Regions from separate parts of the Mus musculus genome. Here all the other regions are linked to region 2. Evidence: chromatin contacts called from ENCODE Hi-C or POLR2A ChIA-PET data. All regions are on one chromosome and are shown on one strand. The core of a region is the stretch at or near the end of the contact, and the rest is flanking DNA. Distances in the headings are between cores, read along the strand shown.

Region 1 (4,055 bases), core at 1,261-3,760, 280 kb before region 2:
ACAGACAGACAGACAGACAAGCAGGCAGGAAGACAAACATCCTAAGCTTCTAGTTAAAAACATGGGGTCCACCAGGTCCACCTGCAATACCTTCTTAGCCCAGGACAGGAAAACAGTGGAACAGGCCAGGTCATCTTTGTCCCAACTGTGAGGTCTCTGGGGTGACTATGGTGTTCTCGCTTCCCAGCATCTGGGCCTTGAAGAAGACAGGGATGTAGGAAGGCACTTATGCTGCCAAGCAACATGCAGAGACCCGGTTGAAGAAGCCGGTGTAGAGGCTGGAAAGTAACTGAGCCACTGGGGGGCAGGTGTGGGTCAGGGAGCCAGGCCCAGAGCGCAGCTTGTGATGGAGGAGGAGGGGCTAACACTTCCGTGCTTCTCAGAGGAAAACAAAATTTTCGAACCTGTCAGCTATGCAATGGAGCTGTCAAGAGTACACGAAACAGTGGTGCACCTGGGAAACGGAAGTCACGGTTCTGTTTGTTCTGTGACAGTGTGAAAACTCACAACCTTTTCATCAAGATGGGTAACAAGAACACAGGTACCAGAAGCGCTTCAGCTCAACTCTGATGTTACTTTAAGCCTACCTACCCATCCTGCCCTCCAGCCCCCATCCATTTGTGCATGTCAACAGCTTTGTCAAGCTGGGCACACTGACTCTCATCTGGTTCAGCTTGCCCCATCTGTCAGCTATCTGCTGGAAGTCTATGGCTTCCATGTCCTTTGTTTCTTCTTGTCCTTTCCTGTGGCCACAGTCTCTTCCCTGAGTCTACTGTACTGTCAAGATTGCAGAAAAGACAGCCATGTCTGGGCTGGAAGAACAATTCAGGATCAGCACCACGGACAGCGACAGGCACAGTTGGTCATGCTGGTCAGAAGCACAGGGTCTTGAAAATTCACCCTGCAAACCAGGGTTCAGGGAACCTGTGGTTTCCCTGGGATGCTGCGGGGGGGGGGGGCTACCTGGAAGGCTAAACGGGGGGGGGCAGGGCGACGTTAGCAATGATGAAAATATCTGTTTTCAGGACCCCTAATTACCCATCTCCAACTCCAATTGATATTTTGTACCCGCTTTTACAGCCTCTACCTGCCTGCTCTTGGGGAATCAGTCCCCAGGCCCTTGCCCCTTCTCCTGCAGAGAGATTCTGGTCTGGCAGCCTTGAAGACTTTAGCCTGGCACATCTACTTCATGCTGAGTGACCTTGGGCAAGCACTGAATCCTCCCACCCAACCTTCTGGCTTTGGAAAGGGGCAGTTTGTATCATGTTTATTTCTGAGTCTGAAGCCAAACCCCATGGTCAGCTCCTGGCAGCTGATGCCCTGGAGGGGAGAGCTGTGGGTGAGGGCTGATGGGGTAGAGGCCTCAGGAGGCAGGATGTGTGTGTGTGTGTGTGTGTGTGTGTGTGTGTGTTGGAGGGAGGGGGTGAAGGCAGGGGGAGAACACAAGGAACTGCTGGACCAGAACAGAAGAACCCCTCAGCCTGTATATTTAGCTCCTGGAGGTATATAAACAGAAAACTGGAGCCTGCTCAGCGCTCCCCCCAAGTGTGAGTCATTCTGCTCTGCAGCTAAAGTTAGGCTCCAATCACAGCGGCCTCCAGCTCCCTCCTCTTCTTCCTCCCGGCTGCCTCCCATCGCCTTATCTTTCCCTCTCTGCTCTCCCATCCTTCCACCAGAACCTCTCCTTCAGAGCTTGCTTCTTCCCTCATCGATCAAGCCCCTCACCTTCCCCACCCCTTCCTCCATTTTCTCCATCATCCTTCTCCCTGTCTCCCCCTTCCCTATATCTCCCACTGTGGACCACTCTCCCTTTGTGAGTGCAGTCGGGGAAGGGGGTACATTTGCGCTTGTGTGAGTGCGAACTTAATAACAGCACGCCTGTATCTGTGTGTACTTGAGAGGCGTGCGAATGTGTGTGCGTGAATCTGTGTCTCACCAAGAGTGCGTTTAATAGGCACGTATCTGTTTGTGTGTATATGTGAAGGTCTGTGTGAATTTGTGTGTGTGTGCTCGTGTGTGTGTGTGTGTGCACAGACAGGAGTGTGAAGACTGTTGGTATCTGCAAATCTTCTCCTTTGGGGAGGGTGTCTCTGTATTCTAGAAGTGAGTGTTCTGGGTCAAGCATTGGACAAGCTCCCAGTTTTCTCTAGAGGGTCAAGGCAAAGGAGGACCTATGGGCTTTCATAACCAGGTTATGTAGGCCTAGGCAAGCTGGGGAGAGTGGAGTTGGCATAGGTTTGGCTTTGGACCTCACTCTTATGTCTCACACTCCCTGCTGGGTGATCTTGGTCCAGTTTTTGCACCTGTCAGGGTTATGTGTTGGTTCCTTTCACCTCTGCAGCCTGTGTGTGTGTGTGTGTGTGTGTGTGGTGTATGGCTGTGTGTGTGTGGTTGTGTGGCAGTGAGGACACAGTGGCCATGTGGCACGTGTGAGGCCTCTTATCTGGTATCAGCTTCAGCATGCGATGGCCCGTGTTGATTCCCTGCTGCCTACATAGAATTTCCACTGACTCTCAGACTCGGCAGACGGGTTTCCTTCTAGCAGGGCTCACCGTTCTCACTGGAGGATGAGGGTGGACACTTGAGCTTGCAAAGCACATCTTGCAAGCAGCACGGCAGAAAGCTGCCCAGATCACCCCGAGGGTGTGCATGGGCTCCTCCAGGCACTGCCTGTTTGCTATACTGTATGGTAGTCTGTGCGCACCTCTGTGATTCCTGGAAAGGTCTCAGGGAAGGTGTGTGTGTGTGTGTGTGTGTGTGTGTGTGTGTGTGTGAAGAGATGGACGAAAGGGGTGAGGACATGCTCTCCCTACTCTCTTCATGGGAGTCAGAGCCTTTGTTAAAAGATCAGCGTTTCATTAGTCCCTCAGCCACAGCATTTAAAATGAGAACCCCAAGGCTGAGGGTGTGGCTCAGTAGTTGAGTACATGCTCAGTTAGCATTCTTGAGGCCTTGAACTGAATACTGAGCCATTAAAACATTAAAAGAGGACAACCCTGTTTTCCTTCCCTGTCTATTCCCCTCACCTTCCTTTCCCCTATGGACTAGTCACCATCTGATTCACTAGATGTTTATTGTCTTTAGTTTCTTTCTTTCTTTCTTTCTTTCTTTCTTTCTTTCTTTCTTTCTTTCTTTCTTTCTTTCTTTCTTCCTTCCTTCCTTTCTTTCTTTCTTTCTTTCTTTCTTTCTATTTATTTATGTATTTTGCATATGTGACTACACTATAGCTGTCCTCAGACACACCAGAAGAGGGCCTCAGATCCCATTACAGATCCACCATGATGTGAGCCACCATGTGATTGCTGGGAATTGAACTCAGGACCTCTGGAAGAGCAGTCAGTGCTCTTAACCATTGAGCCATCTCTCCAGCCCTTGTCTGTAGTTTCTAACTCCCTCATTAAAGTAGGAGCTCCCCTGATAAAACTCTGTTTAGTTTCATACTGTGACCAGTCACTCTCTTCTTGTGATCTTTGGTTATCCATCCATCCATCCATCCATCCATCCATCCATCCATCCATCCACACATTCATGCATTCATTTATTCTGCAGACCTCCTAGCAGCTGCTCTAGGCTGAGCTCTGGTCTGAACAGACAGGCTCTCTTTGTAGGGCCTAAGCCTGGCAAGGTATAACAGAGGCAGGCCAGTAAGGCAGAGCCAGAAAGACTCTGGCGATTAGAACAGGGCCTGAGGGAAGAAAGGACCTTACTGGGTGAAAGCCTCAGGGTGGCCTTTACTATCCACCAGGAGACCAGAGCTGGAGAGGTGGCTCAGCGGTTAAGAGCACTGGCTGCTCTTCCAGAGGACCTGGGTTCAATCTCGGCATCCACGATGGAAGATCCTAACTTTCTATAACTCCAGTCTTGGGAAATACAGCACCCTCTGCTGGCCTCGGTGGGTACTACATGTGCACGGTGCACAGACACACTCAGGCACACTCATACACATAAAATAGAAAAGATCAAAACCTTAAAAGGAGGCATCCTTGATGACAGACTTTCAGAAGCTGCAGGAGGCTGGGTGATACCCACTCCATTTCTGAGCAAAGCCTTAATGT
Region 2 (3,588 bases), core at 73-2,572:
TGTAGCAAGTGTACCTCACTGATCTTAGAAACTGGAGAGATGATGTTTTGGTGGAGAAGGGTTCATAGAAACTATTTTTGTCTCATTTTTTCATTTCTTTAAAGTTATCATTTTAAAATGCAGTAACCATGGAGAGTAGAGTGAACTGTATTTTCTTCTTATGACTTAAAACCTATCACTTTAGGCACAATTATAACTTTGCATTTCTAACACAAAGGAAAGGAATGTTGGCTCTTTTCTTTGCAAATTTGGCACCAATCCACTTCAATACTCTATACCATCTTCCTATGCCATCGCCTTTCTACACCCAGAATTATCTTAAGACCTGAATTTCTGTGCTTCAGTTAAGTGAGCTCATCTCCATAGCCTTCGGAGATTCCAGAGTCCCTAGAAACACTTCCCTAGTTTATGACTAAATTCCGACTTAATTATACTCGTGAATTACAGTGACATCAACACACAAACGGCAGCGTCTCCTCTCTTCATTTGCTGTATTTACTTTTCTGTGAGGCGTCACTGGATCAGGACCTGCGTGTGTTCTGTGCTCTTTTGAAAACAAACACACTCTTCTCCCAAGTGCCACAGTCAATCAGAGGACGGAAATGAGAACCACAGCGGTCGGAGGAAAACAGTGGCTGGGACATCTAAGGACAACTCTTTAAGCCCAGGGTGATAACAGGGTGCACATCAACCTAGCGCGAGGGAGGTTGGGACTGGAGGGCAAGCTCAGGACAGCCTAGGCTACATCACAAGGCACTCAAAAATTGAGAACCGCCTTGCTCCAGTTGAAGATTTAAAACACTGCTATACACGCCTGTCCTTACAGGCACACTGTCGAATTTTTACAAACTGTTACCTTGGTCTTTGCCCGCTTCATCTATGTGTTGAAAATCCTTTAGCATTTGAAGGTTACAGACGCCCTCTCTGCAATACTGAATAACTTTCCTGGAGCCGTTCTTGATGAGGTAGTCCATCAGGGCGAGGGATTTGTACACGTGGCGCCAGTTCTTCCCGTGGTCGCTGAGTCGCTGCCACAGCATGTGCATGATCTCCGAGAGGGAGGCCGCATTGAAAGTCATGTCACTGATAGCTAACATCAGAGAGCTAGAGGGGCCCCAGGGGTCATTGGAAGTTGCTTCCCTGACTTTTTTTTCGGCATCTGAGTAATTTTTCACGAAGTTCTTCACTTGCCTCCTGAATGACATAGCTACAGTGAGTCTGAGGAGGGGGTGGAGGTGGGTGAGAGCGATGGGTCAGGAGTGACTGGTTTACAGAGCGCCTGACAGATTCGTCCCAAGTTCTGCCGCTCTCAAACACAAATGATTCATCTCCACCTGGTAAAGTATCGATTTCCTGCAAGGAAAGTACAAAAAATGTGGTGTAAGTTCCTCAAAAAAAAAAAAAAAAAAAATGTCTACAGGAGACCAAGTTAGTCTGAAAAAAAAAAAAATTTTAGTTTCCAAGAAAGCCTGTCACATCACCAGCCTGAGGAAGGAAAGGACTCTATATAGGTGTGCTTAGGATAAACACGGGAAAATCCCTCACAAGACTGACCTCAGCTATCCAGAGAATATAGGTAGTCTATCTGCTCCTAAAAGGTTCTGCAGAAAATATTGCTCAGCTCCCTTGACAAGGAGTACGAGTTTAAAGACGTACACACAGAGGAGACAGATTCATAGTTCAGGGGGAATTTGCACTCTGACACCTCTTTCTTAACAAAAGCTGTTGTTATACACACTGTGTCCTGGAAATAATTTGAATGGTGGTGAAAATTGAGTGTGAGGTCCTCCTCGTACCCAGAACCCTGTTCCCTGCAGAACCATGAAGCACTCTGATCAAACCTGAGTAGGTGCTGCTCTCTGGTCTATCTAGAGAGCCGGCGTTAAGATAAATACTCTACCTCCTGTGGATTACAGCTAACACAGTATCCAAAGCAGCATCTTAGCCTAGCAAACTAGAGGGAAAGCTTCGATTACTTTCTTTACTCGCTTTCAGGGAAAAAAAGGTGTGGTTTTAACATTCAACAGTATCAAAGTGCTATTTATAAATGACATGGCGTGAGGAACTCCCTTAGGCCTGGAGTGATTAGCAGGAGTCTGACAGCTTCCCCATACATAGAAGAGGAAGCATTTAGGTTAATATAAAAACGCATTCAAACTTAAACCGGTACTCGGCCCTAAGAATTCGCAAGATACTTGAGAATTACCAGTTTCTGATTTACATGAAACTCCCTTCCTCTTTTTCATTACTCTGCAGGAAGGTGAGTCACTTAGTTTGTAATTTCTCTGGTGATTCACCTCCGACAGGGACAAAGGCACTGTGCCAAATTGATTTCAAGCCCTGATGAGCATCCAGACCCAACGAAGTCTAGATGAACTATAATCAGATTTTGCTATCAAAGCTGCACCCATCCAAAAGAAAGAAAAAAAAATCAAACTCATAACGACTGTTTGGTATTTTTAGTTTTGTTTCCTTGGCCTCCTCAGCTTCTAGCTCACGCCTGATTAATCTGTGTATCAAGGGAAAACATAATTTTCAGATGCATGGTTAAATGAACTATCACCTTAAAAAAACAAAAAACAAAACCAGATCATTAACCCTTTCAGCCCCTCTACCTTTTGATTTAAACCCAATGCAGTCTGAAATAAATTAGATACAAAATATAATTGCTTTAATAAGATTTCTCAGAAAGAGACCATATCCTATGAAGAAAAAGAAAGTGTGTTTCTGTGATGTTCTGGTTGTCTCGTATGCACCCGGAATGTGAACATTTCGTCTGACTTCCTCCTGCAGTGAAAACCTGATTTATAATGGTTCAGCACACTATTAAAATTTTCAATTTCTACTGTCCTTTTTCCCCTCCACCAAACTCACTCAATGCAGAGCTGCACCATAACACCAGCCTAGAATAACAAATATTGATCCATGTCTTCACAGATCTATTTTTTCTTTAAAAAAAAAACTGCCTTAGAATTATAACTTGCTGGAATTGAACAGTTGTTAAAAACTCTTTTGTTTTTATGGCTACCTATCTATATTTTGGAAAGACTGCATTTATTATTCATTTTTCCTATATTCTCTAAACTGCATCCTCAAATTTTGGAAGCATTTTCGTAAACAAATTTTCTGTTTTCTGAAAAAAAAAATTAAGAGCCTTCTAACCCAAAACAGTAGTTTAAAATGGATGTGCCTAACACCGTGTCAAAACTAAATACACTCTCAACTGTTACAACAAAGAAAAAAAAGTCTAGATAGGTCAATTAATATCACTTGTCACACAGAGTGCCATGAACATATAATGAGGCACCATTCGGCCATAAAGAATTCAGTAGCTGGTGTTAGTTGTACATATTGTGAGCTGATTATGTTTAAGACACTCAGCTATAGAGAAATGCTGTTTCCTGTTTCCTCTAGGTAACCTGTGGATTGTAATTACAGTCATGTGCTGCACAGATGCCTCAGGCAAGGATGTCATACATGATTGTGGTCACACAAAATTACATCACCTAGTGACATCATAGCCGTCTGAGACTGGGTAAGGACACCCTATGTCTGTGTCCATCTAATTGTGCATGTCTCAGGATGTGC
Region 3 (3,533 bases), core at 442-2,941, 470 kb before region 2:
CTAGATTACCAAGGTGTAGGCGGCATACTTGTTGTTGAAACTGCTCCACCCTGTGAATTTATTGTTATGAGATAAATCGTGGAAAGATATGAACGTGTTCATCTATGTGTGCCATAGAACTCAGGACAAGGTACATATGGGCAAGAGGAGGATATTTGTACAACATTCAAGGACTTGTAGTAAGTACCGGTGCTGGCTGCTCAGCCCAGGAACCTCCTGACCACACAGTTTTGTGCTTCAGGGAAAATGCTTTGTTAGATGTGATGGCTAATGCCTGTGATCTCAGGACATGGGACTGTCCCGAGTTTGAACTGAACACGGGCTATACAGTGAATTTAGCAGTTAAGAGCACTTGTCCTTGCAGTGGACCAGAGTTTGATTCCCACACAGTGACCCACAAAGGTCTGTAGAGCTCCAGGTCTAGGGAATCCCACACCCTCTTCTCACCTCCTCAGGCAATGCATTTATACGATGCTCATATGAACATGCAGGCAGACACTAATACAAGACAAAGAGAAAATAAAAATGAAAAAAAGTCTTCCAATGTACAAAGTTATAAAGATCTTCCCTTGTTTTCCTCTAGACGTTTTATAGGATCATAGTATAACAGCTGCCTCAGACCTGAAACTCCATCACAGGGATAAAGCAGCAGGAGGAATAGAAATTCAAAACCCATCCCCCTCCTCCCGGTGAATTCCAGAGGCCGGCCTCTACAAGCCACTCTGTCTCAAAAACAAAACAAAAACAACAAATAAAAACAACGACAAAAGCCCCCGAGAGAGCCGGGCGTGGTGGTGCACGCCTTTAATCCCAGCACTCAGGAGGCAGAGGCAGGCGGATTTCTGAGTTCGAGGCCAGCCTGGTCTACAGAGTTCCAGGAGAGCCAGGGCTATACAGAGAAACCCTGTCTCGAAAAAAACAAAAAACAAACAAACAAACAAAAAAAGCCCCCAAGAGCCCCAAAGGGCCAACTATGTTGGGGTTGGGAGGGGGTAGAGTATATTTATTGACCACCTACTGTTTGTGAGGCCTTTGGATATAAACAAAACCTGACCAGCAGGAGCACACAGACAGAGGAGACAACGGAAGAAATAAGTACATAATTAATTATTGGATTAAGGAAAGGGATCGGGAGCTGTGGTGGAAGGGGAAGGGAGTCTCAGGTCTGTTTTTTTCCCAGCTTTTGCCTCCCTTACAGCGCCTTCCAGGTCAGGGGGCGCGTGCATGACATCATCGGTGGAGCTCGGCGGCTAGGTGGTTCTGGGGGCCCGAGAAGGCTGTGCAGATCTCTTAGAGAGGGTCATTACTGCAGCCAGCGACCTACGGACGCGTTCAATGAGCCACTGTACGATCAAACGGAGCCCCTTCCCTTTATTTGAAGCAGAGAGCGAAAGGAAAGAGGCAAATGAATAAATAAATAAATACATAACAAAAAGAGTTTCCTGAAGAACTACATCTCAGAGGGCTTCCGAAAGCGGGGATGCGGCTGCACTCTCTGTCCACACCCTGATCACGCGCTATTTTGCAAAGAGGTCACCCCGCTGGCTGGGAGCGCGCCCCACACCGGGACCCCAAGAAGCACCCGCTTTCTGAGCGCGAGCTTCGGGGAGCTGCACCTGCCGTGCACGGACGCCCCCTGGCGGGAGCCCCGGCAAGCACTAGCCGAGCGCAGGGGAGGGGGCGGGGGCGCCGCGCACGCGCACGGGTCGGCGGCGCGCGCCGAGCGGGGGGCGCCGCGCGGTGCAGCCACGATGGAAGGGGGTGCGTACGGAGCGGGCAAAGCCGGGGGCGCCTTCGACCCCTACACCCTGGTGAGGCAGCCACACACCATCCTGCGCGTCGTGTCTTGGGTAAGGACACAGCAAGGCGGGCTGGGGCGCGGGGCGCCGGACACCGACGCGACCTCACCTGGCCCGGGCGGCCCTGCTGACACAAGCGGATCACGGCCCCTGTCACCGAGGTCCTCAGTCCCATCGCCGAGACCTCCAGGCTGTCGCTGCTTTACACTTAGCGGCTAGGTTCTCGTGCGTCGGTGGGGACGGAGCCCAAGTTTAAGGCCGCTTATTGGGGGGCGCGGATCAGGGCGTGGATCTTTTTCTAGGGCGCACTGCTGCACCTGCCGCGCGCTTTCGGGGCGAGGACCTGGAACTAGATTTTGTTGCTCACTCTGTACGCTGCGGAGCTCTGAGTCTGGAGCCTGGATTTTTGGGTTCCGTCAAGACCCGCATCTGTTTTGCCGCGTGACCTTGGGCAGGGAACCACCCCAAAAAAGATACGAGGGATTCAGTTCGGATCTGGGTGGGGAGCGTCACCTCTTATGTCATGCCTCAGTTTCTCGATTTATAGGGGTGGGAGGAGCCAGGCCCCTTTGGGCTCTGACATTTTATGAATCCGCAACTCTCCGATCCCTAACAAACACCTGAGTGGATTCTAAATGTGGTCTGGAGAAAGGTTCCTTCCATGCAATAGAGAGCAGAGAAGTCTGTTTGTTCGCAATCTTTAGCCCACCTAGTCCGTGCAGGTCCCCCAGTGCTGAGTGGGGCTCAGCTCAAACCTGGGGGGTGGGGCAGAAACATCTTGAAGGAGTGGCTCAGGAGGCCTTGCACCCCAGGGTGAGGAGGCCTGTAGGCTCTGGGGTTGGCTGGCTTCATGGAGGGTCTTGCCCCTGTAGATCTGGGGGTCCATTCCTGTTGTGCTAAGACCAGAAGAGCCTGCATTGGTGACACGGGTCACGGACCCCTGGGGGCTAATAACCGAAGTCAGCTGTGACCCGGGCTTGCAGAGGTGCCCTCCTTTCCTCGTTTTCAGGGCCATTTCAGGATCTGATGCGTGGAATGGCTTGAGATTAATTCTGGTCTTACGGGGATCTTTTACGTTTCCTTCTTGTGGGGAGCCTTGTTTCTGTTACTCTTCATGGCCGTGCAGCCCAGCTATATCCGCGAGGGTTTGTGACACCGGATTTATTCATTCTTGGCCCTCCCCAGCTCTCAGATGCCCCTGCAGGCCCTAGGTAAAACGGGAACCCTGGAGGCACCTGCCTGCTCAGGTGCGCTGCTTCCTCTGACCTCTCTGGAGCCCCTGGCTGGGATGTTGGAAACACAAGCTTTGTGAGGGGGCGTGGGCGTTCCTTCTGCTTGGGTCATTTCTACCGGTGATGGCTTCATTTAGCAAAGCTTTATTGAGTCTGCCAGGCCCGGAGGGGAGGGAAGGGAGGGAGGGCAGCATGACTCAGGCTCAGGCTCGGTCCTGATGCTCAGGGAGCCCACAGTCCTACTAGAGAGGGAGCCAGGACCAGAGGTCTCCCTGCTGTGGCATGGATGTGCTTCGTGGAGGTGATGTCATGTTGGTTCTAGTGGGACACAGAGGACCTACACTTCACATCAGGGTCAAAGGAGGACATGCCCAGCAGGAGGGAGAAAAATGAACTAGATCTAGCACCCACTCATGGATCTTGGGAAAGGCAGGCAAGCCTTGGAATTCAAGTCTTCCTGTCACCAGAGGACTGGGCTTCTGATGCAGAGGAGATGGCAACT

Evidence for each region. A loop is a pair of places that touch in the nucleus more often than their neighbours do. ChIA-PET counts read pairs that join two places held with the same protein, here RNA polymerase II (POLR2A).
Region 1: a loop to region 2 is called in a map of v-Abl transformed pro-B cells, with 2.4 times the contacts of the local background. The contact joins the enhancer-like site here to the promoter of Enthd1 in region 2. A Hi-C loop is called at or near these places in 3 of 37 maps with a recorded cell type or tissue (T-helper 2 cell and v-Abl transformed pro-B cells).
Region 3: a loop to region 2 is called in a map of T-helper 1 cell, with 2.2 times the contacts of the local background. The contact joins the promoter of Syngr1 here to the promoter of Enthd1 in region 2. A Hi-C loop is called at or near these places in 1 of 37 maps with a recorded cell type or tissue (T-helper 1 cell). POLR2A ChIA-PET finds 5 or more read pairs at or near these places in 2 of 5 experiments (both embryonic stem cell).

The regions. Positions count from the first base shown.
Region 1 is chr15:80,276,988-80,281,042 of GRCm38, forward strand. No RefSeq gene overlaps it. Among named protein-coding and RNA genes, the nearest start is that of Cacna1i, 8.2 kb to the right of the region's middle. Within about 2 kb of position 2,511, at least 1 of the 3 ENCODE cell types and tissues checked has a DNase peak (open chromatin) inside an H3K27ac peak, as active enhancers do.
Region 2 is chr15:80,559,148-80,562,735 of GRCm38, forward strand. Enthd1 (ENTH domain containing 1) reads right to left here and starts at 1,323. Exons shown (of 6, transcript NM_001163189.1): 1 at 857-1,323. The coding sequence starts at 1,205.
Region 3 is chr15:80,089,643-80,093,175 of GRCm38, forward strand. Syngr1 (synaptogyrin 1) reads left to right here and starts at 1,692. Exons shown (of 4, transcript NM_207708.1): 1 at 1,692-1,850. The coding sequence starts at 1,752. It overlaps Gm31134 (predicted gene, 31134), which reads right to left and starts at 2,192. Exons shown (of 2, transcript NR_168675.1): 1 at 1,909-2,192; 2 at 1,091-1,369.